Linked DNA regions of Mus musculus: regions 1 and 3 are each linked to region 2. Evidence: chromatin loops called from intact Hi-C (ENCODE). Cell type or tissue: left cerebral cortex. All regions are shown on one strand. Links, peaks and the distances in the headings refer to the core of each region. The heading gives the core; the rest is flanking DNA. Region 1 has its middle 33 kb from the start of Gm24274. Region 2 has its middle 59 kb from the start of Npy1r. Region 3 holds the start of Gm39185 (a long non-coding RNA gene).

Region 1 (10,330 bases), core at 1,452-9,451, 420 kb before region 2:
TGATAGAGGGTATATGCTAGTGAGATATTGGAAGGGCTTGATTACTTAAAATATACAAAATATTAGTATTCTAGTATTCGTGAATACTATTGACTAACAAAACAAGTATTGGTCATCATCCTAGATAGAGAGAATGTGAAATTAAGTTGAGTTCTAAAAACTTCAATGTTTAATAATTTTTATAGGAAAAAAGAAAAAAGCCTGAAAAAGAAAAGGCCATTGAACAGTGTGGGAGGCAAGTAAATAGGCTGCTGAGAAGGTATCAGAGGCCACAGAAAGATCAAGCCTACACGAAAATGGAAAACCAATAGCAGCTGGTCATGTCTTTTCTACTGAGGCCATTTCGGTGGCATTTTAGTGCAATAACAATAGCCAATATGTAGTGGCTATTTGTGAGTATTTAATAGGAGATAAAAACTGTGAGGGGTTATCTGTGCAAGGCAGGTTGCTGGAATAAAGAGCAGCATATGTGGTAAGTTTAATAAGGGATGTTCTTATGAAAAAACAAACTTTTGGGGGGAGAAATCAAGCCCAAAGAACACGGAGTTGAAGAAGGGTAATTGATAGTTGAATTTTCTGTGTTCAAAAGGCAAGACTGCACTGAACAGGGAGCGATAAGATAGGGGATTATGGGTTTCAACTAGAAAGAAATGTATCTCTCTATTGTATCAGAAGAACAGAGAAAGAAGCTGACATTTGAGAACTTTCTAATAGAGCCATCTATGAAAAAGAAAGTTCTCTCTGTTTTCCCTTTCTCCCTGAAATTGAGCACAAAGATACAGCTGACACTTTTAGTTTGAGTATAATGGAGAGCAATATTGTAGTACATACTGGGGATGGATCTGAAGACCAATTTGATGTATTTTGCTGATTACTAAGAAATAATCAAATGTAGTTCTCTGATGAGTGACAGTGGCTTTTGTGTGATTCCAGTCTTTCCTAGTGCCTACAGCACTCTAGTCTCATGTTATCTGTTTAGGAATAGACATGGATAAAGTAAATGAGTGCATTTGAATTACACTCATCCATAGTAGATATTGCAAGTGTTAACATAACCCAAAGCTGTAGGGAATATAGGTTTTTGCACCAATTCATGGATTTTATACTGAAAGAGAAGTGGTGTGTGGGAGGTTTTGATAAAGTTGGCATTCTCCCTGATTTCATGTGATTGGCAGTATAGATTTAACGGATGGAAATATGCAAGTTTGGTTGTCTTGTATTATGATAATGAATTTCATAGCTATGGGGCTAGGAATCCAAAGCAACTTGGAGATTCATATGATGGGAAGGTAGATAGGACATGGGTAGGACTTTGCAGGAAGAAGAGGTTTCTACATTAATTCAGCCATTGTGAATTTTACCCCAGGTTTTATCCTTATTTGGTGTTTTGCAGAGTTCAAAATCTGCTTTTTGTAATGGTCGTATTTTAATACGCATAACGGAGGTGGTGTGGAAAGAGTATTAAAGTTGAGAAGAACCAAGAATCCAGTATGATGAGTTGTTCATGTTCTAGTACAGAATGATTTCAGACTTGATAAAAAAGAAAAATTATAGTAAGGATACCAAAGTATCAGTGAATAAAGACAGGTCATTCTATGTTTATATCTAATATAGTGTGGAAGACAGCCAGCCTGTTCAGATGATGGAAGTTGGTTTTACTGAGACAAACACTAACCGGTCTAATTTGATGTTTGGTTAAAAAAAAAAAGTTACTTAAAATTGCATCTCTCAAATTTTTCTAAGCTGTTGAAAATTATTAGTGCATTTAATTTTTAACAGTATATGGGGACTATAGTCATAGTCACTAAACAGATATGAAAGTCCAGAAACTTAAGTAAACTGTCCAAGTTCATAGATCTAGTAAATGATAAGCTGGAGATCGGTTGTAGGAAAAGGAGATCCAGGAGACAGAAAGAAGGAAGAGGGATGGTTAGAGACATTGACAGAAGTGGGAGACAGAGAGGGAGGGAGGGAGGGAAGAAAGAGGGAAGGAGGAAGAGGTGGAAAGACAGAGAAAGAGACATGCACACACACACACACACACACGCACACACATGAGAGAGAGAGGGAGAGGGAGAGAGAGAGAGAGAGAGAGAGAGAGAGAGAGAGAGAGAGAGAGAGAGGTTAAGTTTTCTAGGTCACAGAAATGTGGAAATAAGAAAACCCATTTGTCTGCATGGGTCCTATACATATTTAATGGTTAGGAATAAGGCAAGAAAGACAAGATTATGAGAGAAAATCCAAAGTAGGTGGACTGAATATGTTGCCTGGTATTAAAGTACATTCTTCATATGTGTGAGGGCTGGGGTTTAATCACTGGGGTGAGAGGTCTGGAGAGTAGTACTTATATTCCTGTTAAGAGTGAAAGGACAAAAACTGACACAGCTGCATGCATATATGTATAATATATATGTATAGGTATATGTGTATATGTGTATATATATATATATATATATATATATATATATATATATATATATATATGTGTGTGTGTGTGTGTGTGTGTGTGTGTGTGTGTGTGTGTGTGTGTATGTGTGTGTATATATATATGTATGTATATGGGTATGATATTTAGGGTAAAACTTTGATCAGGCTTTTGACAGAAATTAGAAGCTCAAAACTACAGGCTTGTGTTGTGACTTCCAACAGGCCTTAGAGGTGCTATGTTTCACTGGGACACCTCCTCCATGTGCTAGAGAAAGCCAAAATGATTTGCCCCTGTTCCCATGAAATATACCCGCTTTGTGGTCTAGCCTAGGGAAAAATGGAGGTTGGTTTCTAGACATTACCTAGGAATAAACATGTCATCTACCTCATATCAAAGATTGCATGTCCATGGCCTCATGAACCACAATCCGTTGTGCTGTGGTTTCATTAGTGCTTGTGTTCTGCACAGTGGGTCATAAATTTCCATTGTTTTTACTGTGCTAAAAATGATAAAACATACTGCTTTCTATTGTTCCAATTTCTGTATGTCTGATGGAAGAGCAGACAGGCAGTTGTTGAATAGTTCTGTAAAAATCTAAATAAGAGCTAAGCTTGGTAACTAATCAAGTCTAAAAGATTACTAACATCACTGTAGATACACTCTGTACCAGACCAAGAGTAGGAAATTTTAAATTTTTCATGAGAAGGCTTTAGAGTTCCCATGGCTGATCTCATGCACAGATTATTTATTTTTAATAAAGCAGTGAAAGTCACAAGGGGAAATAGAAACATCAAAAGTGAATACTTCTTATGAAAGGGAAAGAACTAAACAATACTTGGAAGTCACAAAGTAAAGAATCTAGATAGTCATCTCGTCAGAAAAACGTGTCAGTCACACACATCTGCTCTTTCCCAGCCATGACTGCTATCAGAGCTAGTATAGGGCTGACTTTCTCTTAGATACCAAGCTAGACCCATGAACCTAAGCAGTGGCTAAGATAGCTTCAGAAGATTTGTGCATAGAGCTGGAAACGGTATCTTGAAAGCAGATCCTCTCTGGTTCACAGTTCTGCACATCTTGCAAACTGAGACCCAGTCTTCTCAGAGACATTAATTTCCCAGCAGACCAAAGGATAGATTTAGCCACAATAAAAGATATGGATTCCATATGCTCAGTGTTCCTCTTATCTAATGCAGTCTGCTGGATGTGTAGGCGGCTCCTGGTCCTTCTCATTACTATCCTGTGGGTATTTCACTGGGGTGGCTGACGTCAATGCTGGTTGCTGTTTTGGGTATGAATAATGTAGTGTCTTTTGTTTCTAAAAAAAAAAGCGTCATGTCTATAAGACCACACTGGCTAACTTAGCTTTACAGTCGAGTAAAATGCCAGCCGCTTCACAGGTCTTGATGCACAGATGTTGGCTTAGAGAATGCCCAGGATGCAAATGAATCTACTAGAATAGAGCTGTGTCCACAGCTTATTTTAGCACCCTTATTTGATGGTGTATAACTAGAAGCTCTGGCAAATTGTCGGAATACATCTTTGCACCTCAGCACTTATAAGGGAATGTTGGAAATAGCCACATTAAAATTGACCTTTCTCCAGTCAGTTATTTTAAATGGAAAACTCACAGTAGATAGATAATGACAATATAAACAGTTCTTCTTACTTTTCTGTTTATTTGTGGACAGAACATATTCCTCAAAATACTTTAGTAACTATTGAAAAATATTCTCTAAATGAAGGCCTGAGAAAAAGGATACATCTCTATTCACAATGTGCTAACAATGTTCATAAGTTAGTGTTTCATAAAATATGTCAAAGCTAACTGTGTCCTAGAAGCATCTCACAGTAGGTGTTTTGGGCATGGAAATGTCAGAACAATAGGGCACCAAATTACAAAATGCTTAGCTTTACTTTCTGGACAGGAAAATGTCTTGAGCGTGAACACCAGTGTTATTTACAATTACTGAAATCTGTCACAATAACTTTCAGGAAAATTATAGATGTTTTTTATTCAGTACCATTAAATACTCAGAATCTAATTAACTCTAAATGTTGTCAGTCGGTTTTTTTCCTTTATTCTATTTAGCTGTCTATTAGATTTAAGCCATGATATCATAACATCAGAAAAGTCTCTAAAATTTTAATAAAGCTACTCTGTATATCAAGGCTTTATATGCCCCATGCTACTTAATCCCTAACTCTACATAATACTATTAAGCCCTCTGAGGTAGGCATTAAAGGATAATCACATCTTTCAATGAAGGTTTTCAAAGTATGTTTCTCCATCATTGTTGGTTGTCACAGTCGGATGAAAGCTAATCTAACAAGTCTGGATGCATTAAACAGCCTTCACATTGATCAGGGTTTGCTGGACCATTGTTTAATGGTTTCTCTTAAGTGTATGAACTTGTTTGTGAATAATTGTAGGTTAACCGTATGGCAAAGAATTTGGGAACTATGTAATTTAATAATCACAATAAAACTGGTCTAATGTGTGCATTTGTGTGTGTGTGTGCTCACACAATGCCTTCATCTTATAAATTAAAACAGATTTTGGATAAATCATGAGTTATTTCATACGCTTATACAGTGGACATCAAAGAGGTTAAATTTTATATGTCATGATGGAACTGAGGGAAGAGCTGAAGCATGTGTCAGACACCCTGTTCAAATACCGGGAAACACCAAACATGACTTTTAAATTTTGTAACATAAAACAAATGTAGTCATCATACAAATATTGCTAAAATTTTGGAGACAAACAAGCTCCTTGGCATTTGGTTGAAATCACAAAGTGATAGCTTATAGCCAGGAGAATGGGAAGGTACTGTAATCAGAGTGGATTTGAAAACTGCTTTTCTTTCTGCACTGTTCCTTCCTCTACTCATTGTCCATATTTTTCCTCATTACGCAGTCAAGCCTTAATGTAAGAGGGGAATTTTGAAGCAATCAAATGCATCTCCTTCAACTTGATTATTCTTTGTCTTTCTAAATCCAATTAAAAATTACAATTCCATGAAAGCTCCTGGACAGAAATCAATGCAGGAAATGAGCCAGCGGGGTATGCTGGATCTTTGCAGGTGAGGCTCTTGCCAATAAAACACAGCATTTGAAATAAGGGAAGAGAAGTGCAGACTGCAGTTCCTCACATACCAGTGCCTTTGCAAGTTAGAAAGGCAAACAGCATAGCAGAGAAAGATCCCAGAAAATACTATAGAGGAAAGACAGTCCAATAGGAGGAACAAGGCTAAAGTATGTGTACTGGCTGGTTTTGTGTCAACTTGACACAGCTGGTGTTATCACAGAGAAAGGAGCTTCAGTTGAGGAAATGCCTCCATGAGATCCAACTGTAAGGCATTTTCTCAATTAGTGATCAAGGAGGAAAGGACCCTTGTGTGGGACCATCTCTGGGCTGGTAGTCTTGGTTCTATAAGAAAGCAGGCTGAGCAAGCCAGGTGAGGCAAGCCAGTAAAGAACATCCCTCCACGGCCTCTGCATCAGCTCCTGCTTCCTAACCTGCTTTGAGTTCCAGTCCTGACTTCCTTGGTGATAAACAGCAGTATGCAATTGTAAGCCGAATAAACCCTTTCCTCCCCAATTTGCTTCTTGGTCATGATGTTTGTGCTGGAATAGAAACCCTGACTAAGACAAATTGGAACCAGCATAGTGGGCTATTCCTGTGACAACCTGACCATGTTTTGGGGAGGATTGTTGTAGGACTTTGGAACTCTGGGTTTGAAATTCATTCGTTGTGAAGAGCTCTATCAGATGTTGTGTAAGAGCTTGGAAGATAATGTTGAGAACAGTGCAGAAGATGGAGGTCTGGCTTGTTGTGGGGAGCGGGTGTGGCGGCAGTCCCAAAGGCGCCAGGGACTGCAGCTAAGTCATATGACTTGCACCTGACTTCCTCATATAAGACACAAACATCTTGAGTGCTGCGCAGGTGTACCAGGATACAGGTGAATCCATTTTGATGGAGATTTGCCCCTGCTGCCCTGATTAGCTGAAGCTGCGTGCCTGGTGAGGTGGCGTGGCCTGCTGTGCGTGGATGTGAACTGAGAGTATAAAAGAGTGAGAGGCCCAGGGTTCGGGGGAGATATAAAAACAAGGGAGATATAAAAACGAGGGCGATATATAAACAAGGGAGATATAAAAACAAGAGAGATATAAAAACAAGGGAGGGAGATATAAACAAGGGAGATATGGAGAAAGAAGAAACAGGACTGAATAAACGTGTGCAGAAGGATCCTGTAGCAGCGTCGTTCTTCCTGGCCAGTTGAGCGCGCGCAACAAGTGGTGCCGAAACCCGGGAACAAGAAACATCTTCAGGCAAGAGCGAAGACCCCCTGCTACAGGGAGGATTCAGAACTGCATCACGAGGAAGGAGTGGTTAATAAAGTGTTCCCGTAAAACAGACTGTTGAGAAGGATCCGGCGTGGATTCAGAACTCTTCAGCTGGGGAACGGTACTGATGAAGAGAAAGAAGAAAGATGAGGACTGAATAAACTGCTGTTAGAAGGACTGGTGGTCGCGTCGTTCTTGCTGGTCTAGAGCGGATGCGACAATTGGTGGCCCGTACGGGGAACCGACTCCCCCACCGAGTTCAGAACTTTCAGCAGTCAGTGGTTGCCGGCAGGGTAAGTTCACAGTGAGTGAAACTTGGGACCCCAGGAGTTTGGGAAGGACCTCGATAAAATAGAGGTGAGCATAAAGTTGCCAGGAAGTAGGCACAAAGTAACCCAGGAGTTTGGGAAGGACCTCGGATAAAATAGAGGCAAGCATAAAGTTGCCAGGAAGTAGGCACAAAGTAACCCAGGAGTTTGGGAAGGACCTCCGATAAAATAGAGGCGAATATAACGTTGCCAGGAAGCAGGTACAAGGTAACTAAAGGTTCATGGCTTTGGGACAAGTTAAGGTTCCTGGTTTTGGGACAAGTTAAGGTTCCCGGTTTGGGGACAAGTTAAGGAACTATGATAACCTCAGTGTAGTGATCAATAGATCCTCGCTGTGTAGTTATGCTTTTTTCTCCCATTGACCCTTTGTGGGTAGGTCTGATAGTTTTGGTCTTGTTTGTTCTGATATATGGACTCTGTTACTGTTTGAAACTGTGTGTAGAGGCAGTCAAGACAGGTCAGAAAATCCTTATAGAGCAACAAGAAAGTATGTCAGAAGAGGAAAAGGGCTTAAAAAGAAAAAGGAAAAAGAAAGGAGACACAATGTTATCAGGTGGACAGAAAGGACAGGACAACAGAGTCGAGGCGGAGGAGGAGGTGAATTAGCTTCTGCTCCCCCTCCCTATGCCTCCTCGTCAGCCATCTATGGGCAGACCTTCTGTCCGGAGGTCTGGAAAGAGGATAGATTCTCCTTGCTGGGATGTCCTATTTTCACTGATCAAGCTAAATTTGCATGGGATAGAGATATGCTGCTTGATCAAGGTCGATTTGCACAACAACAGACAGGATATCCAGTGCAGGTGTTTGAGCAGGTGAATCAGATTGCCATAAGGGCACGGAAATCATTGCCCAACAGAGGGGAAGCTAGTGAAAACTTGACTCTCATATTGACTCCCCAGATGAACACACAGGTGATTGAGGTTATGGTCTCATCACCACGAGGTATTGTGTCCATCTCCCCTGGGATCGACCAGATCAGGTGTTGATGTGGGCAAGAGGGTCTGTTTGTGTGTTTCCACAGGACCAGATGGAACCTCTTTGGGTGCCGGAGAGATTGGTGAGACGCTGCAAGAATGAGGCTCCTGATCCAGTTGCCCCTGTGGATGTGGTGGATGATCCCACAAGCACAAAGGATGGAGCCGAGATGAGAGATACTTTCGGTATTCCAGAAGCCGATACCAGCTCAACATGACATTCAAATTTTTCTATGCCTTTTTGATCCCTGAATTCCCCTTAAAGAGATAGCCCCGCTGGCCATCTATCCCTTGCTTCAGGGAAGATGAGCGGGGATGAGAGCCCTGGGATGTATGCTTGTTATAGTGTGTGCGTGTTGTGTGTTTGGCACATGTGTTAGGTGCAGAGTGTGCGGGTCCGCACTTTTGCCATGGTAGCGTAGGCTTTTGCTGCAGTGGAGGCGGGACAATCTCCTCAGATTCGGTTTGCCGCTCTAAAAGAAATTATGCTGCGTTATGCCGTGGGGTGCGAGGCTAAGCACTGCACAGAGGATAGCTTGCTGTTGGCATCCTGTGGAAGGCATGTCTGATTGCATGAAGGTTCAGTGTCCTAGTTCCCTTCCCCCAGGAAAAACGACACGGGAGCTGGCCAAGACCTCTCTGGGTGATGAGCCTAAGGGATGGTTTTGTGTAGGGCCCCTATGCTTGCACACTGGGGATCAGACCTCTACCTTCACCCATGAGGCTTGCTTGCAGCAATTAAGATCTGGCCATAAGTTAATTAACATCCTGGCCTTTTGATGCACCTGCCACAAGCAAAACAAAATCTCCCCAGGTGTGGCTTGGCATGATAGAGAGGTAGTCAGTGATAAGACTCCCTGGGCATGTCACCAACCTAAGACAGGGATCAAACCAATGCTGTTTGTCTCCCAAAGACAGGTAAGGGGCATGGTTGCGAGGGGCTATCTACAGACATTCTCTCTGCCAAAAAAGAAAAAAGGGGGAATTGTGGGGAGCGGGTGTGGCGGCAGTCCCAAAGGCGCCAGGGACTGCAGCTAAGTCATATGACTTGCACCTGACTTCCTCATATAAGACACAAACATCTTGAGTGCTGCGCAGGTGTACCAGGATACAGGTGAATCCATTTTGATGGAGATTTGCCCCTGCTGCCCTGATTAGCTGAAGCTGCGTGCCTGGTGAGGTGGCGTGGCCTGCTGTGCGTGGATGTGAACTGAGAGTATAAAAGAGTGAGAGGCCCAGGGTTCGGGGGAGATATAAAAACAAGGGAGATATAAAAACAAGAGAGATATAAAAACAAGGGAGGGAGATATAAACAAGGGAGATATGGAGAAAGAAGAAACAGGACTGAATAAACGTGTGCAGAAGGATCCTGTAGCAGCGTCGTTCTTCCTGGCCAGTTGAGCGCGCGCAACAGCTTGTGAAATTTCAGAGGGAAAATTAAAGACTCTTTTCAGGGCCATTGCTGTTTTGATTGTGAAGATTCTGTAGTTCTGGTTAGCTGGGCCTGAAAAATCAGCTGTGATTAACAAGATACCAGAACTACTAAAGCAAAAAGTTTGCATTACTGGGACTATTGATGCTGGTTAGCTGGAGCTAAGAAATTAGCAGTGATTAAGAAGAGACCAGTATCATCGAGGTGACATCTGGGAAGTGTTTTCTGAAAGCACAAAGAGGCTGTGTTCCAAAGATAGCCAAGGTTGTACCACTGCTGCAGTGGTACTTGGTAATGTGTAAGGGTCACCCAGGTGGTACTGGTTTTGAAGGCGTGAAGGGGTCACACACAGCAGCTGAGGCTCAGCACTGTGACAGGCAATGGAAAGCCATTGGCGAAGGTGCAGCCTCAATTGCAATTGACAGCCCAGGACTGAAGGGGTCATGCAGTGTTTTGGAGATGCCACTATCATGAGATGACCACCAAGAGCAGCAGCAGTAGTGGAGTACAGGCATCTGGAGCCTAGAGGACGACATCTGTGCTACAAAGGGCATGACTGAAGAAGTGACCCAAGCCCTTGGAGAAGCCCAGAAGATCATGAGTTGGATCCCAGACATTGGATGGTTAGAGATTGATTTTTGCTTTTGATTGTGACTGTGCCCTGATATTTTCCCTCTTGAAGGAAGCCCACAGTTAAGAGACTTTTTTTTTCCATTTTTTCTTTTTTCTTTTTTATTTATTTATTTATTTATTTATTTGTATTTTCTTCATTTGCATTTCCAATGCTATCCCAAAAGTCCCCCATACCCTCCCCCCA
Region 2 (10,330 bases), core at 703-8,702:
CATCTAGATAACTGTTTGTTTTGAGACAACATTGCACTCTATTAGCCCTGGCTGGGATTCAGTAAATATACCAAGTTGGCTTCCAGATTGCCATGCTCCTCCTGCCTCTGTCCCTTGAGTTCTGGAGTTAGACATATGTACTACCAAAGCCAGCTGGTAGATAACATTTTCTAAGGCAATTTTCATATTTCCCTTGAAGTGTCCCTTTTTTTCAAACATCAACAAACAACTTGGGGCTTCATTGTCAGAAGCAAAGTACTTGTGATGATTGCCTGCGAGAATAAGAGATAGTAGACCTTGCAAAACCCATGCTGGCGTTTCAAATGACCAGTTCCTGCTCTGGTCTGACCCCAGAGTGTCTCCAGAGTATTTGTCTGACTATTTGACTGCTGTTCACACTTCATTTCTAAGGAGATAAGTAATCAGTCTCAGTACACTTTTTATTGGGGTTACAACCCCACGATGCAAGTTTCACAATTACAAACCATACAGCTATATAGACCAATCAAATCAGGGACATTGGCCATATTAGAGAATAGTAAGTATTAGTGGATACCAGTGAACAACTGGGATTATGGTTCTGAAAACATTACATTATTTGAAATAGTCTACAAGTAATCATTGTAGAATTTAAGGAAAACAATATGTTGCAGCTCTATTTTTAAAACAAGGTAAACTTTTCTTCACAAGTTTTATTTATTTCATTAATAACTGAAAGACATTCACTGAGATTGTTTTCAATAATAAAAAATGCTATGGTTTTGACAAGAGATCTCTTAATAGTGATGCTAAATGCATAGGCATATAAAGAAAACTTTCACCTTATCAATATTACATAGCTTTTTAAAGACATTGATTCTTTTTACTCAATCTGCAAAATAATGTTTGATGTAGGCCTCAACTGTGTGTGTTTTGACTACTTCAGACTTGTCATTTTAAATCTCCTTTAAGCCATTAACTCATGCAGTAAGATTACAGAATGAATTCTTAAGTCTAGAACAAATGGTTTAACTGTCTGAGACCTCAGTTTTGTTTCTACCTGAGCTATAAAGAAGCAGGCAGTAATTTAGAAGAACTGACTGATTTAGTTACCTACATCACATTCTAGGTTTGAAGCCAGGAGTTAAAGTATATAAAGACTGGAGGTAGGGAGTGGGTGTTTGATTTCCCTGTTTCAATGCCAGAGACTTGAAATGTGTTCGGTATTGTGTGTTTGCAAACATACATAATGATTATCATAAGAAAAACGGTTGCTAGACTAACTGAACAAAAGTCAGGAAACCTGATTTCTCACACAAACCACCTGTGTGCTCTGAGGAAAGGAAATTATTGTTCCTTCCTCCCATGCTCTAACCTATTACAACATCACAGGTCTGGACTAGACAGCCTTTAAATTCCCTTTTCACTCTAAACTTTTATGGTTTCATAATTAAGAACAAAAGTGTTTCCCATTCTTTGAGTAAAGCATCAATGATGAGTCACTCAAGTTCAAAAAATATGCCTTTAATCTCATGCAGCACCCCAAGCTCCAAGTGTCTCACAGGAGCTATATCAATCACATTTGGCTGCTTTGCTTATAGTTGACAGCCAGAACTGGTTTGCTTTAGATAACACACTCTTGTGCTGTGTCACTGTTGCTAAGATACCATTTTGTAAATAAGTGTTATTTTAAATATACATCCTGGTGTGGGAAGATAAAAGACTTAGAAAGCAAATGGCCAGAAGATTTCAACTATTTTATTTTTAGAGGACTCAGTGTATTAGATAAAATGTAAACTTGTTTTGAGTACATTTTTTTTTTTTTGAGACAGGGTTTCTCTGTATATCCCTGGCTATCTTGGAACTCACTTTGTAGACCAGGCTGGCCTCAAACTCAGAAGTCCGCCTGCCTCTGCCTCCTGAGTGCTGGGATTACAGTACATTTTAAAATAATTTTCCTATGCACAGAAACTTGATAGCTTAAAGGCCTGTGGGGCATAGTGATCATGTCTAAGGCTAGTCACAGTGATGAGTACTTTTGTGACTATAGTGTCTGCCCATTTTGAAAAGACATTGATATTAATATGGTAGGTTATGTAAAGAGATTTAAAAAATACTGCTTTATATTTTTCACTAGGAAAAAAATGGAAAGAATGTAATGGCTAGCACTCACAATAGATAAATTTTTAAAGACTTCATCTTAAGGAATTATTATTGAAGACTAATAGATTCTAGCCCTGTTCCAAAGAGCAGCTGGTATGTAGATAGCCTAGAGAGATGGTGGGAGAAACTGCTTCCTGTATTCTTGGCTTGAAAGACAATAGAAAGAGGTCAGAACAGTCTGCTGCTCTCAGGTAATTCCTCCGCTACAACTAGAAATTCAACTGTGAGCATTGACATTTTGAATTCTTTTCTATTTTTTTTCTTTTTCTTTTTCTTTTTTTGAAATCTTCTGGAGCCCTGGTCCAAACAAACAGGAGTGACTTCTGGATGGAGGAGTATGGCAGAACCCAGAAACTCTGCTGTGGAGGCAGCTGGCTGTCAACAGGATAAACAAGTAGAAAGGGATGCAGGATTTGAGGAGTAGGTTGGTTGCCAGTTGTGTTGGTTAGTTTTTTGTCAATTGAACACAATCTTGAGTTACAGGCTAAGAAGGAACAATTAGAAAGTTGCTTTGATTAGATTGACCTGTGTTCATATCTGTGAGAGACTGTGATTGTCTTGATAAAGGATTGCTGGAGGAGGGCCTTCAGATGGTGGTGACATCATCCTGGCCATGTGGTCCTAGGCTGTAGAAGAAAAATGGCTGGCTATGAGTCATAGAGCAAGCAAACACTGTTCCTCCATTGTTCCTGCTGCTGGGTTCCTGCCTAACTTCCCTCAAAGGTGGATTGTGACCTGGAAGCATAAGATGAAGTCAACCCCTTCCGGCAAGATTGCTATTGTTCATGGTATGTATCATAGCAACAGAAAAGCAAACCAGAAGGCGAAGCAATGAAGAAAAGGATCCGGAAGGATCCTTAGGGCTTCTATGCCAGGTCTGGTTGGCTTAGGCTACTTGTCAATGGCCAGATGCAGTGGTCTGGTCCTTCTCTGGCTTTGTGGGCCAGCCCTGCTCCTTTAGTCTATGCTTTATTACTTTAGGACTCTGGAGAAAGTTTTCAGTAGCCACAAGCAAGCACAGTCTTAATCTCCCTCTTCCTTACATTCCCCAGATCTGAGCTGGCCAGCTCTGTCTCTAAGCTTGTATGGTCAGAAAATAGAACTTGATTCTTAGCCTATGATTCATTAGCTTTTTAGCATCTTATAAGCTTCTGTCAGATGATTTCAATGGTACTTGTTCATGTTAGTCATGGTTGGGTATGTATAATGTTGACCCTGTACTATGACCACCTTGAGGAAAGATCCTGTCGTTCATTCCCTTCCAGCAACAAGTCACCATGAACTGTTCCATCCCTTCCCTCCCTTGAAGCTACCACCTCCCACTGCCTCTAGCTTACCATCTGCCTGCCTTTCTCAGGCCTGCACGTATCATAAGTCACATGCTATACCTCTCAGGTTTAAGGAGAATCTCTGTGTGTGTGTTTCCTCTATTCTCTCCCACTGTTTCCAGTGCTTAACTCAAGTGGTTGGTTCCTAGTGAATACCTCTCAAATAATGGAAAACAGAGGAGCAGAGTATATTATATTAGCATTGTAGGGAATACTGTTTGAAACCAGGGACATTTATTTTGCATTTGCTTTCAGTTTCCTAGTAGAAACAAACAAACAAAACAACAACAAAAAAATGGGTTCCTATTTTTCCCACTATTTGGTGTATGAATATTTATGTGCATGTGCACGCACGTGTGTGTGTGTGTACAATGTTTTAAGTAAGGAAGGATGTGGAGTCCACTCACAGAAGGAGGAACTCAGAAGGTGAGCATCAAACAAGCCCATCACATTTCACTCGCTGTTGTCTCTTATACAATGCTGGCTTAAGGCCTAGTGTGACCGTTTTCTCCGTTCCCCTTTCATCTACCTCCAGATCACTTGTCCTTTTGTCCTCCTGTTTGTCTCCCTCCTCCAGCTTGTGAAATGGATCAATAAAAGAAGCCAGTAAAGATATCACTCTGCTCATAAAAAGCCAAAAGTTAACTGGAACGTGCTGAGTTCTGGATTATTTGGTTAATGTATGGACACAAAGCACATCCTTCTTCAGGTGCCTATGGGAAAGTTCTGATGGAAAGTATTGGGCTACGGGAGCGGGCTGTTTCCTAGAACTGGATCTCTCATTGCCAAAGAAACATGTGGCCATCAAGCTTGTCATGACCTGATGAGCTCAGAGACAATCATCTTCAGTGATTCTATGGTTCTTACATTTCAGATGCGTGATTTATAGCTATTTCTTAGAGCTTTCTTTTTAAACGGTGTGTGTGTGTGAATATGGATGGTGTGTGCATATGGAAACCCAAGAACAACCGTGAGTGTTGTTTCTGAGGAATCCTCTATAGTTTCTTTGAAGCAGTGTTTCTCACTGGACTGTGGCTTGCTGGGTATACTGGTCTGAGTGGCCAGCTAAGCCTCGGAAGCTGCTTATCTCCACATCCTCAGTGCTGGGATTATAAATGTGGGACATCACAGGAGGCTTTTCAATGGGGATTCTGGAGATCCAAATCAGGCTCTCATACTGCAAACAGGAGGCAGTTTACTGAGTCATCTCTCCAGCCACCATTTCATAGAATTTTGCATAAACCACATGGTATGGAAATGTGAATTCAAAAGGAAAGGCATTTGCTGAGAGCTGCACCTATTGTAGAGCTGCAGCTACACAGCTACCTTGTTTTAGGTCGCTTGCCTTCATTTTCCTTATTAGGGAAATAGAAATCAAAATCATACTTCAAAGAGTTGTGTGGAATGGATATGTAAAGATTAACACAGTGTCCAGCACCTAATTAACATGAACTAAGAGATGACTCTTGAATGTGGTATGAAATTAAATACTACTTGAGCCTTGTGCTTGTGAGTCCTGTCTCATATATGTACACATACATGTGTTTCACTTCCTCCATTGCTCTGTTCAGGAGAGACAACCATGTGTACATTTTTCGGAGGAGATAGCTGACACTCATAAATGTAAGTGAATCATTCACCCAAGGTTATCCAGATGGTAAGTGGGAGAGCTGGGATGTGAGCCCACGCAATGGGCTCAAGAACCCATATTCACAAGCACTGTTCTTTATATAAAAACCATGGTAAAGGTTTAGAAACAAGAGACACTTGAAAATCATCCAGGACCACCTATCATTTATAGATGTGGAATGTGGAGGGTTCCACACACTGGGTCAGAGCCACTGTGAATGACAAGGAATAAGAAACATCTAGTGGTGTCATGTGTGCATTTATAGCCTCTTGAAGAAGAGAAGCATCCCCAGGTGCCACAAACAGTCCTTAGAGGGCCTAAACATTTCAAGGAGAATAAACACAAGAACATTTGCTTTAAGGAAAAGTTTCAATGTGGTTTAAACAGTTGAATAAATGTGTGATGTGGATTAAACCCGGCCTGCAAGAATTCTGCTTCATCCACTGCATTGGAATGAGACTAAATGAAGCAGAAAAAACAAGAGAAGATGAGACATGCTGTTGAATCCAGTTTCAATTGTTCACCATGCACCAAATAACGGAAAGTATGGCTGCTGGAATTTCATTGCCAACCCAATCCATCACAAAAACAAGCGAGAAAGGAGGAAAACATTTCAGTTCTGACGTCTCTTTTCTGTCCAGTTTGTTTTTTGTGATAGAGCCTCTAACTGGCTTTGAACTTGCCAAGGGAGCTAAGTTGGCAGGCTTCTACCCCAGGCTTTGTCCCCTCCTCTTTAAGTGCTAGGCTTATAACTCCACTCCACTGCATACGTGTGTGTGTGTGTGTGTGTGTGTGTGTGTGTGTGTGTGTGTGTGTGTGTGTGTGTGTGTGTTCTGGGCATCCAATTCTTGTTCAGTGAGCATTTTAGCAACTGAGTCATGTCCCTACATGGCATTGTTTTAGTAAACTACAGTTTATGGATATTCAAACTCCAAAGGCAAGGTTTGCCACCAACTGTAACTCTGATTCAGATGTGCTGCCACAAGACAGTGGCACTAGTTTGTGGCTTTAGGGAGAGTTGCACAATTTGAGGTATTATGTCCAAGTCTCTTACTAATCACTGTCTTCCAACTGGACAATACAACATTGCCTGGGTCACTATTAGAGTGGCATAAAACTATTAGAGTTCTATAATTTTTTGATTACCACCAGAAGGAGAGGAATTCCCTTCTCTTGACTCCTCTTGGTGAGGTTGAGGATGGGTTCAGGAAGGACCTGACACCTCCTTCTGGCCTGCTTCGATACCTACACGTACATAGTGTCCTTGCACACACCCAAACACACATACACTTTAAATGAATAAATAAATGTTTAAAAAAAATAAAAGATTGCTCAGAGGCCAGCAGATCTATGTGACTTTGAAGCTTGCTTGGTCTATGTAGTGAACTTCAAGGCCAACCAGAGCTGTAAAATACTGAGAGTGTGTCTCAAATAAACAAAACAAACGTAAGAAATTTAAAAGATAATTCAAAATTTCATCCAGTTTTTTCATGCAGCAGTAAGTCACAATGTGATTGTGATTGTGTTTTTTTTTCAGATATGGTTGGGTTTTTTTGTTTATTTGTTTGTTTTTTGTTTGTTTGTTTTTTGTGTTTTGTTTTTTCAAGACAGGGTTTTTCTGTATAGCCCTGGCTGTCCTGGAACTCACTCTGTAGACCAGGCTGGACTGGAACTCAGAAATCTGCCTGCCTCTGCCTCCCAAGTGCTGGGATTAAAGGCATGTGCCACCACCGTCAGACTCAGATATGTTTTTTTCTACATGACAGACTACACACACATACATACATAAATACACACACATGCACACACACACATTTATACACCATTTTGTAAATGGATTTTAATAAACTCTATTGGTTATTAATAAGACCAGCCAGCCCCCAATAATTGAGGCAGAGTCCTGTGGACTTTTTAAATTGACTTTGGAACAATTACTGGGTGATTTTTCAATATGGTAGACTGTTATTTTCCCAGCTGTGTTCTCCAAGTACTTGCTGCATGAATCTCACCCTGGTTAATTTTGCTCTATTAGCCTGACCTCAGGGTCTACTTCTCCTGACCATGTTCTCATGATCCACATCTTCTCATGGTGGTCTTCCCACCTTCCCTTCTCCTCTGAAAAATGAAAGTACCTCCTGCCACCTGGATATCACTCCCCAACACACACACACACACACACACACACACACACACACACACACACACACACATCAAGTCACTACAGGACTAAACACATCCTCTCCCAATGAGGCCAGAGAAGGCAGCCCAAATAGGGGACCAGGATCCATAGGCAGGCAGGCAACAGATGCAGGGACAGCCCTTACTCCAGTTGTTGAAAGACCCAAATAAGGTCAAGCTGCATATCTGTTATACATGTGCAGGGATCCTAAGTCCGGCTGGTATATGCTCTTTGGTTGGTGGTTCAGTCTCTGAGAGCCCCCAACAGTTCAGCTTAGTTCAACAAATGGAAGCTGTAGCCACTTTTATTTAAGCAATAGCTTTACATTTGGGAGCAAGGTTTACACAGCAAAGACTGCTAAACATGGGAATTGACTTGTCTGTTGGCAACCAGATCTTAGGGACCAGTACTTAGCATTTGAATATATAGAATCACCAGACCAACCACTAACAACATTTGGAAAATTGCATAGATGCCAGAGCTTCCTAACTGGCTCCATAGCTCTGAATAGCTCACATCTAGGTACTACACAACAGAGAATTAACCTCTTTTAAAGACATTTATATGTCTCTCTCTCTCTCTCTCTCTCTCTCTCTCTCTCTCTCGTGTGTGTGTGTGTGTGTGTGTGTGTGTGTGTGTGTGAAAATGCATGTGGGAACCATCCTAGGCTGGAAGAGGACATTGGGATCCCTGGAGTTGAGGTTATAGGCAGTTGTGAGCTGCCTGGTGTGGGTATTGGGAACCCAGGTCTGATCCTATGAAATGAAAACAAGTGCTCTTGACCATTGAGCAACCTTTCCAGGCCCCAAACTTCTCTTTTTAAAAATCTACCCTGCAGCCAGGCGTGGTGGCACACACCTTTAATCCCAGCACTCAGGAGGCAGAGGCAGGCGGATTTCTGAGTTAGAGGTCAGCCTGGTCTACAGAGTGAGTTCCAGGACAGCCAGGGCTACACAGAGAAACTCTGTCTTGAAAAAAAAAAAAAGTCTACCCTGTGGAGGGAGGGATACAGAGAGACCCACCTGCTCAGAGGAGAAGGACAGGAGGAATGAGGGAAGGACTGTGGGAGAGGTGAACCAGGAAGAAGGAATGTAAAGTGAATAAGTAAAAAATTAATTAATTAATTAATTAAATTATAAAAAAAACCCTGTAAAGTTCTGTCATAAGTGAGGCGACTTCAGGTTTGGCTATTTTTAACAGTAGCATCTTGTCATTTACCCAAATGAATACTCCACTTATCACAAGCTCACCTGAATTTCCCATATTTACGTTAGCTTTATACATAAACACAACTTAAAAGAATAAAGCAAGACTAGGTCATTTAGTAGTTCCGGATACAAAGCAGTGGAGTCTGTTCTGCTCGTTTTCTCATTTCTCGTGTGCTGTGAGCTTACCACATATTGGGTGTGGTCCATAGCACAGAGGGAAAGGAAGATGTCATCGCCATCACCTTGGATTTTTTTTTTTTATTTGGGAAGAGTCAGTAGAGGAAATGGGGAAAGTTTTCTTACCACCTCAGTACAAGCCAGGGATGTTCTGAGAGAAGAACTGAAGGATGCTCTTCCTTCACACGCCCACGCTTAGTTCCACCCACAAGTGAGGTCCCTCATACAGAACACATGGGGTAAACTGTGGGGAATAAAAGGAGTGGGAGAAAACCCCGCATCAGCCAGAGTTTTGGTGTTCTGGGCGGGCAGACATGGGAGGACTGCCACACACTTTCCATGTGGCCCCCGGTGGATGTCTCGCTGTGGGAAGCCACAGAACCCAAGCCCGAGGGGAGTGGAAAAGGGGTAATCAGAGGTCTCTGGGCCTCACAGAGGCCAGAGATAACAGGTTCTCAGTCTTGGGTATCCCAGATGCCACTGGACACTATGGAAGAGCTGAGAACAAAATGGGGGCCCCAAGGGTGACTTGGTCATCCCCAGGGCTGAAGGGAGGAGAGGCCAGGGAGAGAGGGGGCACTGGGTGGTTCCCACTCAGGCAAGAGTCCTTGGTCTGGTCCATGGCTAGAAGGCCTTCCAGTGGGAGGTTAGACACAGCTCTTTAGGGGAAAGTCTACCCCATCGTTCAAGCACAGCCGGCCTTGATGAGCTGAGACAGTCTATGGTTTTAGAGCATTGTTGTAGAAAGTCAGGGAGAAAGAGAAAAGGTAGAAAGAGGGAGACTGGCCATGGCACCGTAGAAAGAAGGGGGAAGGGAGATAGAGAAGGAGGGCTAAAGATGAGAGTAAGATAGGTGAGAGTTTAAGAGAGAGAGGAGGGGCCAAGGAGTTCCTTTTATAGTGGGCTGGGCTACCTTGCTGTTGCCAGGTAACTGTGGGGCGGAGCATACCTGGCTTTAGTCAGGTAACTGTGGGTGTAGAGTCTCACTAGAAGGCCAGGAGCTTGGGGCTTTGTGTGAGTCACAGAATTATGGAGTTGGGAGCTCTGTGGTGTCTCTGGGAACGTGACTCACTGTTCTGTCCCTTGAAGAATTTTCTACTGGGTCTCTGGAGCAAACCTTCTTCAAGGAAAACAGGCTGCCTTTCACAGCCCCACAGCCCCACAGTAAACCATCACTTAACTTCTGAAGCTTCTGCTTGGTCTCTGACTAGGTAGAGACAATTTGGGCATTGGTCATATGTGGCACAATTAGGTGTTTACTTTTTCAAACTTTTTCATTGAAAAAGTAGCACTTGGTGGAAATATGTAGAGAGTGATTATTAAAAGAGGGTAGAACCTAATTCTAGCGATCCTTGCTTGAAACTTACTGCATGGAGTGGTTTTGTCAAGATCCTGTTTCCATAAGCAGTATATTCCAAGATGAAAAGAATCAAGAACCATAGACACTGGTCCAGGTATTTCCTCAAACAACTTTCTGACTGTCCTTTGAGCCATCAAGGACTGTAGCCCCTCTCACCTCCATCTCCCTTTCTCATAGGCCTCCTTGGCATCTTCCCATGGACCTCTCCCAGTGCAGCAGAGCTTCCTTCCCGACCAGTCCACAGAGCTTTGCTTTGCATGCAAAACCTACTCTGCTGTTCATTATCAGGGCACTTGATAATTTTGA
Region 3 (10,330 bases), core at 1,000-8,999, 150 kb before region 2:
TTATTTAAGAAGATTTATTCATCCTACTTCCCAAGCTTATTGATTTATAAGCCAGAGTCATAGCAAAATGCCACTAAGAAACAATTTCGAATACAATAGAGATTGGTTTCCCTTTTGGGATAATGTCAGAGTGAGTGCTCCTGCCAGAATGGGGGGACTTGTGAGAATCCTGGTGGTTTAGTATAAATTACCCAGAGAACTATTTGTGTATAAAATAAATCCACTTTAATTGTATTCTCAGCTCAACAAATTGTTCAGCATTTTTTTTTCATATGTTGGCAAATTCCACATCTCAGAGAACCAAAGAACACAAAAGGCAGCAGCTGGGATTTTCATTAGGCTCAAGACAGATCTTTCCTTCTTCTGATATTATTAAAAGCTGCGTTCTTACACGGCTATAGGGAGATCCCCCAGAGACATCGGGACCCCTCCCTTTTAATCACTGGTCTGCAGAGTCCCCGGGGCTATTCCTGGCATGTACTGTGGCATAATGAGCAGCTCCTCCTCGGATAGTTGCTCCTGAGGTTAAGATCTGAGCCATGGGATCAGCACTGAGATAAAGGCTGAGTAGTCCTCAACTCTGCAATTTGCTAGCAGCGTGAGCACTGGAAAATTATTCACTATGAGCTGCAGCTAAGAATAGCTCTCAGATAATAGCACTCTAATAAGTATTGAGAAACTCTCTATTAAATTCCAGTTAGAAGAGTACCCAATGTATAGTCTTGAATGCTTACTAAACGTTACCAATAATTAAACTACTGAGTAGAAAATGGAGAAAAACAAGAAGAATACTTACAAAAATGAAGCTTATAGGTTTTGGACCTGTTCTCTGTTATTCTGAACAAAAATATATGCTCAATACTTAGTTTTAAACATATACTCTGAATATTCTCTCTCATGTTATTGCTGGACTGCAGAAGGCAGACTTTTTTAGTGCTACAAACTTCTGTCAAAACTACTTATTTTTCTTATCTTTTTTTTTTTTTTTTTTACAGATAGTTTAGTAAGATGAAAAATATACTGGCAGGCAATTTTTTTATTATAAGCAAAAATTCGCTTCCGTGAAATGAAATACTATTGAATGCTTCCTCAGAGCAACATAAAATAGAATGTTCTTCTTTGTGGAGAGGTAGGTATGGCTGAGCCCCAAAGTGGAACACTGTGTGTCCTCTTGCTCTGGTCAGGCTGTGTCCAGAGCTGGCTCTGACCCTTCAGTCCCAGAGTCCAGGAACACTCTCAGACTGCAATCTTCCATCCAAGACACAACTTTCTTTCTTCTGCCTGGGGCTCACCTAGTCCTTCAGAAATGACCAGACTTCAGTTCAAACAGGAGCAGCCTCACTTTCGTCTAAGACTCGGCACATGCTGTAAACAAGCTTTTACTGGAGAGCCCTGCATTGGCTCAGCCACTTAAAAAAATTGGTCCCCATATAGCTATTAGTTCTCTACAATTTGTTCCATTAGCCAGGGCATGGGAGGATAAAATCTTTAATAAAAACTAAAAGCACAAAGTATAATAGAGTTTTGGAGTTTTATCATCATCATCATCACTATTATTGTGCCTCCAAAGAGCCTTTTCAGACATTTTTTCCTAATCTCTTACCCTAAAGATTCAAATACCAAATATGGTATTTATATGATCATTGCATGTACATATATTTTAGTCATAAAAAGATGAAGGACATTGTCCATTCTAAGAACCAAGATTTACATCTGTGGGAGCCATTCTGCCCTTTGATAATTAATGCTTGATCTGTAGGAATTGAAGTACTAGAGCCAGGCAGCACAGTCAGGAGCCTTTGCTTGAGTCACACTGCACTGTTACACACATCACAACACCACACTTGTTTGAACAAGGAAAAGCATGAGGAAAATATGTTCTCTGCATAATTCCCATAAATCAATTCTTCATTTAGGAGACAGGCTCTTTGGGCTTCATGAGTCATGGGTGTCTGAAATCACTTGTCTCGGACAGGTTCATGCCATTCTGCTCTACAATTTTCACTTGCAGTGCTTATAAGAAAGACAGGATCATGGAGGTCATTGGAGGAGAGGGGAAAGAAAAGGAAGACTACCATTCGTGACACATTCTAAATTTTCCAGGAGCCATTCTTCTCTAAAGTGTTAGCCCATCACGGACCCATGTTTCTTCTGAAACATCCTACTGTGAAAGTTGGCTCTCAAAAATAGTCTTAATTTTCCCAGTCTCAGTGATTAAAATTTCCCACCAAGTCCAGAAAACAAAGTTCTATCTAGATGTCAAATCACTAAATTCAACATGAGAGAATCCTCTGAGTGTTAAAACAATCATTTCTGGGGCTGAAAAGGTGGTTCCAGTGTGCAGAACTCTTGTTGCTCTTGCAGGGGACCAGAGCTCAGTCACTAGTGCCCAGTTCCAGGAGACGTACATCTTCTGGCCTCTGCAGTGTTCATGTGCGCGTGTGTGTGCGCGCACACACACACACACACATACACACACACACACACACACACGACTAAAACAAATCTTTAAAAATATTTAAAAGAAAATAATAAAAGCTAAAGATTTATATAAACCTACACTCTTCAGTTAGTCCTAAGTTTTTCTCCCTTATAGTCATTGATCAACCAAAAAATCTTTAAAACCAAAGCAACACAGGTGCCTGTTTCATTGATGTTTTGGTTCATTATGCTTTATGTGGCTGAGAAAATAAACTAATAAAAATAACTATGAAGATCATAAAGTACTATGTGAGTTAGTTTTATGGTTTATTCAACCAAGGCAACACAGACAACACTAAACTGCTTAAATTCTTGATTAATAATTCTATAATTCATTCAACAGTTATTCAGTGTGAGCCTTTAGTTCCTTCTTATTCCATTAGGTCATTATCAGAGAACAGTTAGTGACCCCCCCTCCCACCAGCCCTGTTAGAGCCCCTTACAACAATTAGATCCAGGATAGTTTCCTATTCTCTACTTTCTTTCCCCACGTCTTACCTATGGATTGAAAATAAATTACTTTAAAACTATCTGTACTTTTTTAATTTGGAGGCATTTCTGCTTTCATTAAGCCAAGTACAACTACATAAAGAAATAAAGAAAGGTTAGTTCTCTCTTTCCTCCTTTTTGTGAACGCCACCTTAGTAAAAACAGTCTTGCCAGGCATGAGAGAATACACTCAGACTAGACTATATTCACATATAAGAGGAACACTGCTTCACTGTAGGTGGGACTGAAAGCTGGTTAAGACTACTTTGGAAATCAATCTGGCAGTTCCTCAGAAAACTGGAAATAGTTCTACCTGAAGTCCCAGCTATATCACTACTGGGCATATACACAAAAGATGCTCCAACACATAATAAAAACACATGCCCCACTATGTTTATAGCAGCATCCTTTATAATAGCCAGAAGCTAGAAAGAATCCAGATGTCCCTCAACAGAAGAACAGATACAGAAATTGTGGTATATTTACACAATGGAGTACTACTCAGCTTTTAAAAACAATGACTTCATGAAATTTGCAGGCAAATGGATGGAACTAGAAAACATCATCCTGAGTGAGGTAACCCAGAAACAAAAGAACACACATGGAATGTACTCACTGATAAGTGGATATTAGCCCAGAAGTTCATAATACCCACGATACAACCCCAAAACTATATGTAGCTTAAGAATAAGTAAGAGCAAAGTGTAGATGCTTCAATCCTACATAGAACAGGTAACAAAATAATCATAGGAGGTAGAAAAAGGGAGGAATCTAGGAGGGAGAGAAGAAGGGGAGGGAAAAAACGGGGGGCAGTATCAGGTGTTGGAAGGGACAGGAGAAAAGTACACAAGGTTAGAAAATTGAATAGAAATATGCAACAGTGGAGGATGGGGAGCTGAGGTAACCACTAGAAAGTCCCAGGCTCCAGGGACTCAAAAGCCTCCCGGGTCCCAAAATACCCAATAGAGGGGAGATGCAACTTGTAGAGACCACCTCCAGTGGGTAGGCACAGCCCCCAGTTGAGAGATGGGGCCACCCATGCATCTAAAAATTTTTAACCCAGAAATGTTCCTGTCCAAAGGAAAGACAGGGAAAAAACTGGAACAGAGATTGAACGAAAGGCCATCCAGAGACCACCCCACCCAGGGATCCATCCCAACTGTAGATACCAACCCCCCACATTATTGCTGATGCCAAGAAGCGCTTGCCGACAGGAGCCTGATATGGCTGTTTCCTGAGAGGTTTTACCAGCATCTGACTAATACAGATGCAGATGCTCACAATCAACCATCCGACTGAGCCTGGGACCCTAATGGAAGAACCCCCATAAGAACAATATCAACTAACTGAACCACCCAGAGTTCCCAGGGACTAAACCACCAACCAAAGAGGAACTCCAGATCCATATGTAGCGGAGAATGGCTTTATCTGACATCAATGGGTGGGAAGGGGGGCTTGATGTCCCAGTGTAGGGGATGCTAGAATGGTGAGGTAGGAGTGAGTGAGTGGGTGGAAGAGCACCCTCATAGAGGAAAAGAGGAGGGGGAAGAGGGGAGATGGGATGGGGGATTGTAGAGGGGTAATCGGGAAAGGGGATATCATTTGAAACATAAACAAATAAAGTGATTAATAAAAAATAAATACCTTTTTACTTTTGCATTATTCATGACAACATAGACTCCATAAGAAATTCATGCTACAAACTAACTCAAGACGAACTACTTAACTTTAGGCTTTAAAACACAAATATAATTCAGCTTGACTACACTGAAATGATGACTCACAACTGCTACAATTTATTTGGAGAGAAGAAACAAACCATTTCAATTCATCTAGGAAGAGGAAAGTAATCTGACTGTAGAGATAATGATTGTTTCGGAGTTACTGGATAAGGTGATATGCAGAAGATACACAGGTAGTAACAAGAAGAAATAATGACAGCAAGGCTTTCTCAGACCTGCCAGTGGTATAAATAATGACATAGAGTCTGCTTTATAGTTTAAAGCATACGCCTTTTGCTAGGACAATCTCCCAGCTAGCTCATCTAACTTAACCTGCCTATTTTGCCTGTGACTCACCACACGGCTAGCTCTATACCACTCTCCTCTGCGGTGGTCGGTCTGTTCCCCGTGTCCACTCCCGAATAGCTTGCATCTGCGTCATTCCCTTGCTTCACTCACTCTGTACGGCAGTTCCACCTCCTACTTCCTGCTTTGGCTATTGGCCATCAGGTCTTTATTATAACAAATCAGCAATGAGACACCATCTGATACAATTCCAGATTGCTTTTAGGCAGGTGAGGAAAAATGAATATTTACAACGTAGAAATGCCCAGTGAGGGGCCATAGAAATGAGAATATCAAAACCTGTCAGCATTTAGCTCTCTGCCAGTAGGGAATTAACAATTGAAAATGAAGAGACACACATTCATACCAAGTTTTTTTTAAAAAAAGAAAGTTTATCCCAACAGATAATGGTCAGATAATGATGCAGCTGTCTTGCAGAACCTAGAAGACAACGCGGAGCATGTTTCTGTAAACTCTAGGGCAGCTTTCATTTGAACAGAAAGGTAGTTTTCAGAATCACCTCACACACTGCATATATTTAGAGATTATTTTTGTCCTTGACAAGTCTGAGCAGAATCTAAAATAGGCTGAGGACTGAATGGACAGGAACACATTTGGTCTTCTGTTCCCACATGCAATAAGAATGACTAAACACCATGCCTTTTAAATTCCTGGGTGCAATACTTGCAATACTTTTGCTTTTACTTCCGAAAATGTAATCTGCACAGCATCCTACCTGCTTTCTATGTGGGCATAACGATGATTATAAAAAATGCTGCAGTTGATTGCTAGGCTGGCCATTCCTATCACCAGCCACTAAATGCAGCATCTTGAAGGGTTAAGGAGTAGGGTCTGTTATATTCATCTGGAATTTCAAGATGAAACCAACGTGGAGTGTTTGTGCTTCAGTGTCTTTTCTGGAATGAAGAGGTAGATTGGACGCTGCCTTTCAGTTTTGCTTCAGGACTTTCCTGGTTTTGTTCTCATCACATAGACTCTAGTATAGATTTTTGGAGCCCACCATTGATGAGCTCTAGCTACCTCTAACCCAGATATTTACATTTGTAGTCTTAGAAATTGACCACCATGATCTCTGGACAGGGTCGGCTCAGCAGGTCAGCTCAGAGAGCAGCTGCTGCACAGGCCTGACAACTTGGCCTCCATCCAAGAGTCCCACTTAAAGGGGGAAGGAAAGAGCATGCCAACCCCACTGGGTTATCCTTTGGTCTCCATAGGAGTATATTGAATCATTTTTTTTCTACAGTACTATAACCTATAGAGATTAAGTCATATTCAGAAAAACAGATTAAAGCCTTACATTAAAAATTCGTGGAGCTGTCTGAGTCTGCTTCTCCCTGTACAATAAGTAGTATTTGTATTTCTTTTTAGTTATCCATGGGTGTGGGGGAAGGATTAAAGTAAACCCCAGAAATTATTTTCTGAATGCTCCCCAGAAAACTCCCTTATGTAAACTTATTTGGACAACAAGTCTAGACAACACAGACAGCACGGCTGACTGCTGCTGGCTGCTTCTCCAGGGGGACAAGTGACAAATACTTTCTTCCACATGTTAACACTGATGTGATGATAAACAAAGAGATGAGTACTAGTGAAGTGTAAAGGGGTGGGTATCAAGGGAGAAGAAGCTAGTGTTCTAGTTTGGTTTTCTGCTGCCTTGATGAACAACTACAAAGCCACTTGGGGAGGAAACTGTTTATTTCCTACTACTGGCTAGAGTCCATTGAGGGAAGCCAGGGCAGGTTTTCAAGTAGAGACCATGGCGGAATCCTGCCCGCTCATATTCACTTCCACTGCTCACTGCAATTGCTAGCTTTCTCATCCAGCCCCAGGTCCCTCTGCCTAGGAATGGTGCTAAGGACAGTACATTGAACACGTCTGCTGATAGAGGGTAACAAAATCAACAGAGGAACAATCTCTAAACAAAGACAACTATAACAACTAACTCCAGAGATTGCCAGATGGCAAAAGGTAAACGTAAGAATCCTACTAACAGAAACCAGGACCACTCACCATCATCAGAACCCAGAACGCCCACTTCGCCCAGTCCAGGACACCCTAACACACCTGAAAAGGTAGACCTGGATTTAAAAACATATCTCATGATGATGGTAGAAGACATAAAGAAGGAATTTAATAACTCACTTAAAGAAATACAGGAGAACACTGCTAAAGAGTTACAAGTCCTTAAAGAAAAACAGGAAAACACAACCAAACAGGTAGAAGTCCTTATAGAAAAACAGGAAAACACATCCAAACAGGTGATGGAAATGAACAAAACCATACTAGACCTAAAAAGGGAAGTAGACACAATGAAGAAAACCCAAAGTGAGGCAACGCTGGAGATAGAAACCCTAGGAAAGAAATCTGGAACCATAGATGCCAGCATCAGCAACAGAATACAAGAGATGGGAGAGAGAATCTCAGGTGCAGAAGATTCCATAGAGAACATCGGCACAACAATGAAAGAAAATGGAAAATGCAAAAAGATCCTAACTCAAAACATCTAGCAATCACAAAAATGCCCACAAAGACATGCCTGCAGGCCTGTCTAATGAAGGCCTAACTCATTCAACAGAATGCCTGCTTCTGGGCTGTGTTAACTTAATACCCAATATTAGGCAACACAGATTGTGAGTGGCTTGCTTTGGTGGGTGGGAACATTTCAATGAAATCGGTTCATTCCTAAGATGCTGGAAAACAGATCAGTTTTCTACTTTAGCCACTGCTATTCACTTCTAATCTGAACATATAATTTAAAAGAAAAAAGAAGTCTTATTTATTTATTTTCATTTTGCCTTGTTTTGAACCTGGTGCCTGAGGCTCAAGCAACTGAAAAGATAGAGTTCCCAACCATAAGAGCAGAAACGTCTACTAAAGCAAACTTGAAATGGAAGTCTCCAGTTCTATTTTGGGCATGGTAAGGTCTCTGTTACAAAGCTAAATAAAGACATCTGGATTTGAGAGATGTATGGAAGAGAGATACATACAGAGAAGACAGAAATGGGGACTGGGGAGACGCCTCAGTGAGTAAGGCCCTCACTGTGCAAACCTGATGACCTGGGTCCTGGGACCCAGGGAAAAGCCAGCTGGACACAGCATCATGATAACTCTGGAAGAGAGTGTAAAACTTTGAGACACTTAAACACTCCCATCACTCCTATAGACTTGTTAAATGAGTTCAGATCGCCAGCCTTTGTAAATGTCTTTCGTGGACTTGATAAAGTTGCTTCTCTTTGGAAGCAAAGGCCTCGTTAGAGTAAACCATAGAGAAAGTGGTAGCAGCGACTGAAGGCTGAACTCAGAGGGCTGAAGCAGATGGGGACAGTAGCTGGCAAAGAGGGTCAAAAGTAAGACTTAGAAAATAAAATACAAGAGGCCATTTTCCAATACAGGAAACAGGATGATGTTTGGGAAGAGAAGGGAGACTTACTACAAAGATTGACATGTTGAAGCAGCCTGGACCTACAATGTGAGCCCTAGGTAATGGTGTTTCATCTCTTGAAAAATAAGCTGGGTTCTTATTAATTCACTATACTTGATGGAATGTTCAAGTCTACATTCCTAAGAGAAACAAGCCTATAATTTTCCTTTTTTATACCATCAGATTTTAGTATCAGTTTCATTGGTCTCATAAATGATATTTTCTTCTGAGATGTTCTCATCGATTTTACCTGAAATTGAATATTTGTTTGTGAAATGCTTACCATTTATATGTGAAGCTATGTGGCCGCGAGGATTCTCAGTGGCAAAGCTGGTGGGAAAGAATTCTTAGCATGAAGGGTTTTGTGGGCTAGTACTTGCTCATATCCACATATAATCGTGGCTATTTTAACAGAAAACCGATAGTTTATGCTCTAAGTTCAAGAATTGACAAATGGAACCTCATGAAATTGCAAAGCTTCTGTAAGGCAAATGACACTGTCAAGAGGACAAAATAGCAGCCAACAGATTGGGAAAAGATCTTTACTAACCCTAAATCTCATAGGCGGCTAATATCCAATACATATAAAGAACTCAAGAAGTTGGACTCCAGAGAACCAAATAACCCTATTAAAAATGGGGTGCAGAGCTAAACAAAGAATTCTCAACTGAGGAATACTGAATGGGTGAGGAGCACCTAAAGAAATGTTCAACATCCACAATCAGGAGGGAAATGCAAATCAAAACAACCCTGAGATTCCACCTCACACCAGTCAGAATGGCTAAGATCAAAAACTCAGGTGACAACAGATGCTGGTGAGGATGTGGAAAAAGAGGAACACTCCTCCATTGTTGGTGGAATTGCAAGCTAATACAACCACTCTGGAAATCAGTCTGGCCATTCCTGAGAAAAGTGGACATAGTACTACCTGAGGATCCAGCTATACCACTCCTGGGCATATACCCAGAAGATGTTCCAACATGTAATAAGGGCACATGCTCCACTATGTTCACAACAGCCTTATTTATAATAGCCAGAAGCTGGAAACAACCCAGATGTCCCTCAACAGAGGAATGGATACAGAAAATGTGATACATTTACACAATGGAATAGTACTCAGCTATTAAAAGCAATGAATTTATGAAATTCTTAGGCTAATGGATGAAACCAGAAAATATCATCCTGAGTGAGGTGACCCAGAAACAAAAGAACACCCATGGCGTGCACTCACTGATAAGTGGATATTAGCCCAGAAGTTTGGAATACCCAAGATACAATTCACAGACCACATGAAAACTCAAGAAGAAAGAAGATCAAACTGTGGATACTTTGATCCTTCTTAGAAGGGGAAACAAAATACCCATGGAAGGAGTTAAAGAGACAAAGTGTGGAACAGAAACTGAAGGAATGACCGTCCAAAGACTGCCCTACTTGGGGATCCATCCCATATACAATCACCAAACCCAGATACTATTATGGATGACAACAAGTGCTTGCTGACAGAAACCTGTTATAGTTGTCTCCTGAGAGGTTCTGCCAGTTACTGACAAATACGGAAGTGGATGCTCACAGCCATCCATTGGACTGAGCACAGGTTCCCCAAGGAAGGAGCTAGAGAAAGTTCCCAAGGAGCTGAAGGGGTTTGTAGCCTCATAGGAGGAACAACAATATGAACTAACCAGAACCCCCAGAGCTCCCAGGGACTAAACCATAAACCAAAGAGTACAAATGTGACTCCAGACACATTTGTAGCAGAGGATGGCCTTGTGGGACATTAATGAGAGGAGAGGCCCTTGGTCCTGTGAAGGATCGATGCCCCAGTGCAGGGGAATGACAGGACAGGGAAGTGGGG

The links. Peaks named below come from ENCODE experiments on the same cell type or tissue, not always from the same donor. Only the 100,000 strongest peaks of a DNase experiment are listed, where the experiment ranks them.
Region 1: a loop joins it to region 2, with 4 times the contacts of the local background. A loop is called at or near these places in 2 of 42 quality-filtered maps.
Region 3: it touches region 2 in a loop (2.3-fold over the local background); 5 of 42 quality-filtered maps call a loop at or near these places.

Annotation. Positions count from the first base shown.
Region 1 is chr8:67,175,335-67,185,664 of GRCm38, reverse strand. No RefSeq gene overlaps it. Among named protein-coding and RNA genes, the nearest start is that of Gm24274, 33 kb to the left of the region's middle. In left cerebral cortex, for the core only: no CTCF peak of the experiment used is centred there; DNase peaks (open chromatin) are centred at 3,732 and 5,482; H3K27ac peaks cover 1,201 bases.
Region 2 is chr8:66,751,177-66,761,506 of GRCm38, reverse strand. No RefSeq gene overlaps it. Among named protein-coding and RNA genes, the nearest start is that of Npy1r, 59 kb to the right of the region's middle. In left cerebral cortex, for the core only: no CTCF peak of the experiment used is centred there; DNase peaks (open chromatin) are centred at 1,566, 3,467, 4,656 and 5,198; H3K27ac peaks cover 1,898 bases.
Region 3 is chr8:66,901,074-66,911,403 of GRCm38, reverse strand. It overlaps Gm39185 (a long non-coding RNA gene), which reads right to left and starts at 5,258. Exons shown (of 4, transcript XR_870476.2): 1 at 5,049-5,258. In left cerebral cortex, for the core only: no CTCF peak of the experiment used is centred there; DNase peaks (open chromatin) are centred at 4,822, 5,120 and 5,656; H3K27ac peaks cover 515 bases.